2 separate regions of the Homo sapiens genome follow, and region 1 is linked to region 2. Evidence: chromatin contacts called from ENCODE Hi-C or POLR2A ChIA-PET data. All regions are on one chromosome and are shown on one strand. The core of a region is the stretch at or near the end of the contact, and the rest is flanking DNA. Distances in the headings are between cores, read along the strand shown.

The links. Hi-C counts contacts between places; a loop is a spot of excess contacts on that map. ChIA-PET counts read pairs that join two places held with the same protein, here RNA polymerase II (POLR2A). Pooled maps may share reads with other maps.
Region 1: a map of PC-9 shows a loop between it and region 2 (7-fold over the local background). The contact joins two enhancer-like sites. A Hi-C loop is called at or near these places in 8 of 168 maps with a recorded cell type or tissue (Caco-2, Calu3, MCF 10A and 5 more) and 8 of 50 pooled maps. POLR2A ChIA-PET finds 5 or more read pairs at or near these places in 12 of 52 experiments (A549, AG04449, AG04450 and 9 more).

The regions. Positions count from the first base shown.
Region 1 is chr1:8,060,035-8,063,586 of GRCh38, reverse strand. All of the region lies in intron 2 of ERRFI1-DT (ERRFI1 divergent transcript), which reads right to left. Among named protein-coding and RNA genes, the nearest start is that of ERRFI1-DT, 35 kb to the right of the region's middle. Within about 2 kb of position 2,191, at least 17 of the 41 ENCODE cell types and tissues checked have a DNase peak (open chromatin) inside an H3K27ac peak, as active enhancers do; they include HCT116, PC-3, PC-9 and 4 more, where a contact is called at or near this core.
Region 2 is chr1:8,095,669-8,099,602 of GRCh38, reverse strand. All of the region lies in intron 2 of ERRFI1-DT (ERRFI1 divergent transcript), which reads right to left. Among named protein-coding and RNA genes, the nearest start is that of ERRFI1-DT, 71 kb to the right of the region's middle. RefSeq lists enhancers at 2,308-2,357, 1,723-2,922. Within about 2 kb of position 2,107, at least 18 of the 41 ENCODE cell types and tissues checked have a DNase peak (open chromatin) inside an H3K27ac peak, as active enhancers do; they include HCT116, PC-3, PC-9 and 4 more, where a contact is called at or near this core.

The DNA.
Region 1 (3,552 bases), core at 942-3,441, 36 kb after region 2:
TCATCAAGCAATAATGGGAATAAGCAAAAGCACACAGGCTTCCAAGTCAGACAGACTGCCACCATTTAGTAGCTGTGTGACCTTGGGCCAGTTACCTAACCTCTCTGACACCTCATTTTCTTCATCTGCAAAATGGTGATAATTATACCTACTTTTAAAAGATTATGGTATAAAGGTTAAATGAAATAATATATGTAAATGCACAATGCCTGGCACACAATAACCTCCAATAAACAGTCACTACAATCGTTTGCCTGAAGATTCTTCGTTGGCTTTGCATTTCTAATAAATAAATAAATGTTTCGAGACTTTCTTTTTTCTTTTTACCACCAAGTGAGGCAAAGCTGACTCTGCTTTCTGTCCAACCCTACTTTTTTTTTTTTTTTTTTTTTGAGACAGGCTGGAATGCAGTGGTGCCCTCATGGCTCCCTGCAGCCTTGACTTCCTGGGCTCAAGCAATCCTCCCACCTCTGCCTCCCAAGTAGCTGGGATCACAGGCGTCAGCCACCATGCCCCGCCAATTTTTGTATTTTTTTGTAGAGATATTTGCCTTGGCTCCTATCTCATCTCTTGATTTGAATCATAACAAAAATAGAAGCAAAAATCCTTGAGTGCCAACTCATGGGTCCTGAATACAAACAAGAAGGTGAGACTTCCATAAATGAAGCAACTAGAACGAGGTTTTAAAAACGTATCTCTGAGCCAGGCACAGTGGCTCATGCCTATAATCCCAGCACTTTGGGAGGCTGAGACACGAGGATCACTTGAGCCCACGAGTTGGAGACCAGCCTGGGCAACAGAGTGAGACCCTGTCTCTACAAAAAAAAAAAAAAAAAAAAAAAAACTTAAAAAAATAGATAGGCATGGTGGCACACGCCTGAGGTCCCAGCACTCTGGGCGGCTCAGGAGAGAGGGTCACTTGAGGACAGGAGTTTGAGACCAGCCTGAGCAACATAGCAAGACCCCATCTCTATGAAATAAAAATAAATAAATCATAAATAAAAACTGTATGGTCCAGGCTGGGTACAGTGGCTCACACCTGTAATCCCAGTGCACTTTGGGTGGCCGAGGCGGGTGGTTCACTTGAGGCCAGTAGTTTGAGACCAGCGTGGCCAACATGGTGAAACCCTGTCTCTACTAAAAATACAAAAAAATTAGCCAGGCGCGTGCCTGTAATCCCAACTACTCAAGAGGCTGAGGCAGGAGAATCACTTGAACCCAGGAGGTGGGAGGCAGAGATTGCAGTGAGCCAAGATGGCGCCACTGTACTTCAGCCTGGGCCACAGAGTGAGACTCCGTCTCAAAAAAACAATAATAAACCTGTATAGTCCAGTCCTAGATTATGTGATGTAGACTGAAATACTATGGTGATTCACAAGTGGCAAAATGTGATATGGGTTAGAGCAGTGACTCACAAACTTTCTGTGATAAAGGGTCACTTCTTTCGTTTTACTTTGTTTGGTTTGGTTTTATTTTGTTTTGTTTTAATTTCCACCCCTTCAGGAACCAAAAATCAGTCCTATTGCCCATGACTTTAACACAGCTCACGCAGCATGCAACTCATCACAAGTTCAACAGCATCCAAAGGGGTCCATGCCCCGTCAAGACTAATTCCCTGATCATATGCTTGGGTGTTGGGGACAAATGCTCAATTGCTAAAAAGTCTCTTACCCTTATTTACTTTCGATTTCTGCGTTCCTCTTGTCACAAACCGTAACAAGCAGATTCCGAACTAGTTCTAAACTAGTAGTTCGCAAACTACTCTGTGAGTTTGTCCTGATCTGGATGTAAAGGGTCGGATTTTGGTTCTCAGAGGAGCATCCCAGAAGGAGCAGTGGAAGACAAAGCCAGGTCCTAGAGGCTGGAAGAAACCCTGCATGTACTTGGTATCATTATTTTTATCACAGCTCAGTACAAATCAGTAGAATTTGGGGTGGGGTATAAGATACAGCAAGAACCTCTATATTTCATAAAATGAGGGGAAAATTATTTCAGTAAGGATCCCAAAAACAACAAAAAGAAGAAACACACATGAGGGTGTTTCCAAACCACCATCTATCTCACTGGCTTAGCAGCAGCAGCTGAGGAGTGGAAGCCAGAAGTACATTCCCATGGAGGAAAGTAAACACTTCATGTTTGCACATCCATCTCAGGAATCCTCTTAGTCACTGAAGGAAAGCAGACAGGAGTGAGTCCAAGGTTTTGGTCAAACCCTGCCTGGCATGAACTAATGAGCTCAGGCTCAGGCCATACTGCCTGGGTTCAGATCCTGGCTCATCCATTTCCTAGCTGTGTAGCCTGGGGCAAGTTGCTTGACCTCTCTTTGCTTCTATTTCCTCAGCCATAAGGTGGGAACTACCCTTCATCAAAGAGTAGCTGTGAGGACTGAAGGAGGCAACGCATGTAAGTCCTTTAGAACAAAGCCTATTACATTGGAAGTGTTATTATTATTATTATTATTATTATTATTATTATTATTGAGACAGAGCCTCGCTCTGTTGCCTAGGCTGGAGTGCAGTGGTACAATCTAGGCTCACTGCAGCATCCGCCTCCTGGGTTCAAGCGATTCTCCTGCCTCAGCCTCCCATGCAGCTGGGATTACAGGTGAGCACCACAACACCAGGCTAATTTCTGTATTTTTAGTAGAGACAAGGTTTCACCATGTTGTCCAGGCTGGTCTGGAACTCCTGACCTCAGGTGATCCGCCCACCTTGGCCTCCCAAAATGCTGGGATTACAGGTGTGAGCCACCACGCCCTGCCATTATTATTATTATTCGGAGACAGGGTCTTGCTCTGTTACCCAGGCTGCAGTGCAGTGGTGCGATCGTGGCTTACTGCAGCCTAGGCTTCCCAGGCTCAAGTGATCCTCCCAGCTCAGCCTCCTGAGTAGCTGGAACCACAGGCACACACCACCATGCCCGGCTAATTTTTTTATTTTTATTTTTTGTAGAGACAGGGTCTTGTTATGTTGCCCAGGTTTATTTTTTATTTTTTATTTTTTTTGAGACAGAGTCTCACTCTTTTGAGTTGCTCAGGCTGGAGTGCAATGGCGCCATTTCAGCTCACTGCAACCTCCGCCTTCCGGGTTCAAGCAATTCTTCTGCCTCAGCCTCCCAAGCAGCTGGGATTACAGGTGCCCACCACCAAGCCTGGCTAACTTTTTGTACTTTTAGTAGAGACAGGATTTCATCATGTTGGCCAAGCTGGTCTCAAACTCCTGACCTAAGGTGATCCACTCGCCTCGGCCTCCCAAAGTGCTGGGATTACAGGCATGAGCCACTGCACCTGGCCCCAGGTTGACCTTGAATTCCTGGGCTCAAGTGATCCTCCAGCCTCGACCTCCCAAAGTGTTGGGATTCCAGGTGTAAGCCACTACGCCCAGCCAGCTATTACTAGTACTGCTACTACTGCTACTATTACTATTTTTATTAGGCTTTTTTCTTCTTGCAGGTTCATTCCCAAGACCAATTTTAGAAGTATTTAAGAAGTCCTAGTCTAATTCAGCAGCTCAGATGATGAACCCCTGATATTCAAAAGCCCTAAGTCTGAAC
Region 2 (3,934 bases), core at 858-3,357:
GATTTTCTATTTCTTCTCAAATCAGTTTTAGTAATTTTTATCTTTCAAAGAAATTTTCTATTTCCTTTAAATTTTGAAATTTATTGGCATCAATTTATTCAAAATATCCCCTTATAATCTGTTTATGTCTGTAGGATCTATGGTGATGGCCTTTCATTCCTGATTTTGGTAATTTGTGTTTTTCCTCTTTTTTTTTTTCTTGATCAGTCTGGCTAGGGGGTATAACTTTTATTAATCTTTTCAAAGTACTAGCTATTGATTTTACTGATTTTTCTCTATTGTTTTATCATCTTCTCTTTCATTAGTTTTCACTCTTATCTTTATTTATGCTTATATTTGGTTTAATTTGCTCTTCTTTTTTTAGTCTCTTAAGGTAGGAGATTAGATCATTAATTTTAGACCTTTCTTTTTTTCCAATATATGTATTTAATGCTGCTATAAACTTTCCTCTAAGCACCACTTTAGCTGCATGTCACAAATTTAGATAAATTGTGTTTTCATTTTCATTCAGTTCAAATATTTTCTAATTTCCATTGTAATTTCTTCTTTGACTCATGAATTATTTAGAAATGTGTTGCTGGGCCGGGTGCAGTGGCTCATGCCTGTAATCCTAGCACTTTAGGAGGCTGAGGCTGGTGGATCACAAGGTCAGGAGTTCGAGACCAGCCTGGCCAATATGGTGAAACCCTGTCTGTACTAAAAATACCAAAAAAATTAGCCAGGCATGGTGGCACATGCCTGTAATCCCAGCTACTCTGGAGGCCGAGGCAGGAGAATTGCTTCAACCCAGGAGGTGGAGGTTTCAGTGAGCCAAGACCATGCCACTGCACTCCGGCCTGGGTGACAGAGAGAGACTCCATCTCAAAAAAAAAAAAAAAAAAAAGAAAAGAAAAGAACTGTGTTGCTTATTTTCCTAATTTGGGGGGATTTTTCAGAGATTTTTCTGTCCTTTGTTGTTGTTGTTTATTTGCTTAATTGTAGCTAAGTTCCAGATAGCAGGGAATTAGCAATAGTGACTGCAGTCCCTTGGCCAAAAGTTTCTCAGACACTTAAACTATTTACTTAGGTAACACATTTTTTTCATGGCTACTGCAAAGGTACATTTCAGACATATGTTTTGAATTAATTAAATCTCAAGATTAATGTTGAAATTTAATATTTAGTATTTTTACATTATATTAATGATTTTTAAGAACCATTGATTTTAAGTTAAACACTTGGGTTCTTGTGCTTTTTTAAATTTGCAGATTTCAGTTCTCATATTTAGATCATTAACTTTGAAACTAAAAATAAGATCTGAGTGGGTAAGCACAGAGGATTTTTAAGACGGTGAAACTATTCTGTATGATACTATAATGGTAGATAAGTGTTTTTATCCATTTGTCAAAATCCATAGAATGTACAACACCAAGAGTGAACTCTAATGTAAACTGTGGACTTCGGGTGATACTGATGTGCCAATGCGAGTTAATCAATTGCAGCAAATTTATCACTACGGTACAGCACACTGGCAGTGGGGAGTCTGTGCCTGCGTGGGCAGGGAGTATATGGGAACTCTCCATTCAATTTTGCTGTGAACCTAAAACTGCTCTAAAAAACAAAGCCTATTTTAAGAAGCAATAAGATCTCAGGCCTTTCAGAATGCCAGATTAATGTTTAAATGTTAAAAATGAAATACTCATTGCTGCTACTAAAATTACCTTAGTTTCTCTAATCCTCTAAGTTTTCAAGTGTGCCTTTTAAAAAAAACCCTTAAGCTTTAATAAGCTTTACCAGATGACAGTAAAATTACTTAGATTAAGCCTCCATGATTTTAGAAATGAAGCATTTTGAGGACTCAATCCAGTTCCTGGGAGATGAGTCAGCTAGTTAATTAATATGATCTTAAGGAAAAATGACCCGTCTTACTTCTCACTGACTGCATACCCTGCTGAGACTATATTAAGATTAGCATTACGAGTGCTGCACAGCTGCCTCTCCTATGAGTTCAACAGGAGCTTGGTAAATAATATCAGAACTGAGTCATTTATGGTTGAATGACACAGAATGAAAAATAAGTGCCTTTCAGGCAGTTCCTGTTGCCTAATATGGACTGAGAAGTAGACACTTTAACTAAAGAGCCCCACCTGTGCCCCAAATGAACCTTTCCCTATAAGGATGTTGATCTAATTTCCTGATCAAAAAAGGAATCCAAAAACGCTGTCAATGATCTGTCTGGGCCTGAACGAGGGCCTATTTTCTCTTCTCAAAGGCCTCGTGCATGGAAGTCTACCGAATTTCTTCCTTGAATAGTTGAGGGTGTTTTGTTGTAAAGATTTCCAGTTAAAGTGGCTCTTTCATCCTAGGGAGAGATCAGAATATCCAGCAGTCCTGCAGGTGGCTAGAGTTTATTGCATTGGGAAGCAGAAACAAGATAACTAAAAACAGAGAATCTGTATTTAAAACTTAGAAAACAGGACTGGTATTTTTATAAGATTTTTTTTTCATTACAACTATCCATTCTTCTGTGAATTAAAAGCCCAGGACACTGATGGCTCGTGGAATTGATGTCACTAGTCCCTAGGCCTTCTTACCTGATAGTAACAGTAAAATGGATATATAACATCGTTTTTCTTCATGGAGCAGAAAAAACTGAGGTTAAATGAAAGCTTTCAGGCGACTGAATTAAACTTGAAAAGCTATAAGGAAAGGGAGCCCTTTTCTAAGGAAGTGACAACAAATTCATAAACTGAATGACTCATAAACTGCTTTCAAATTGCAAAACTGATTATGAATCACTGAAGAAAAACGTAGTCTCACAAAATCTGGTTGTTTAGGAATCAAAAAAGGTAGCCTCTGCTGTTCATTGGCATATTGTCATTCACCATCCTGAAATAACCTTATGGTGAGTGATACTAAAATAGGTCAGTTTGTTAGAAATATTTGCTTAAAAGCCAGATTTGGCTCTAAATTTCTTTTGAATGAATCATAAGAATCTGGATGATAAAAAGAATTACGCTTAGAGAAATGTGCTAGAAACAGGCATTGGTTAAAGATATGGACGTTTCTTTTAGTAGAAACCTGTGTATTTCTGAATCCTTGAAAGAAGGATTGTGGTTGAATAACAATCTGATAAAGGATGAAGTGACCTTCACCATCCGGCCTGCCGATAAAGAGCGGGGAGATGTTCCAAAGTAATCCCACAAGGAGATTCATGATCTAAAAACCATTACCAATAGGTGGTATCTGTATTTCTCTGTTTAAGACTGGAAACTAACGGGTAACTCAAGAATGCTTCCAAGAAACGGTGGAGAATGTCCACTCAAAGATTTTAATCATTAACTTCAGAGCGACTCTAGGCTAACGCCCAGGTCCAGGAATAAGGGACAGAGGCCAATAGTAACACAGATTTTATATTTTTCAACTGGAAAGCTTGGAGATAGTACAGGTAGATACAAATAATATTGGAGTGTTGGAAATTTTCTTCATGTTCATGTAAGGATAGTTTTACTATCAGTTCTTAGGAAATTGGAATATAAATAAACAATAACAATTTATCTAGACCATGTAAACATTATGGATTTTTCAATTTGCCCTGAAAATCTCAGATTTGCTTGATAGATTTCATGTGGTAGCCTCATTAGACCCCAAAGTGGGAGTGGTGTATAAGAAGGGATTCTGAAACCTAAAGTCCTTCAGCGCTGAAGTCTATCTGGCAGGAGAATTTTAAGTTTCCTTGACTTCAGGGGTTAGGTAGGTTTTTTCCATAGGCATAGAGATGAGTCAATTTTAGGTGTTTTTTCCTCATGGGGCAGCTTTGATAGAGTGGAAGGCAGAGAATTTATGACTAGAAGACCTGGGGTTTTGATCCCTGTTCTGCCACTTACTAGTAGGAGGTTGGGGAGGTTATTTGACCTCTCCAAGACTCAGTTTCCTCATCTGTAAAATGGGGGTG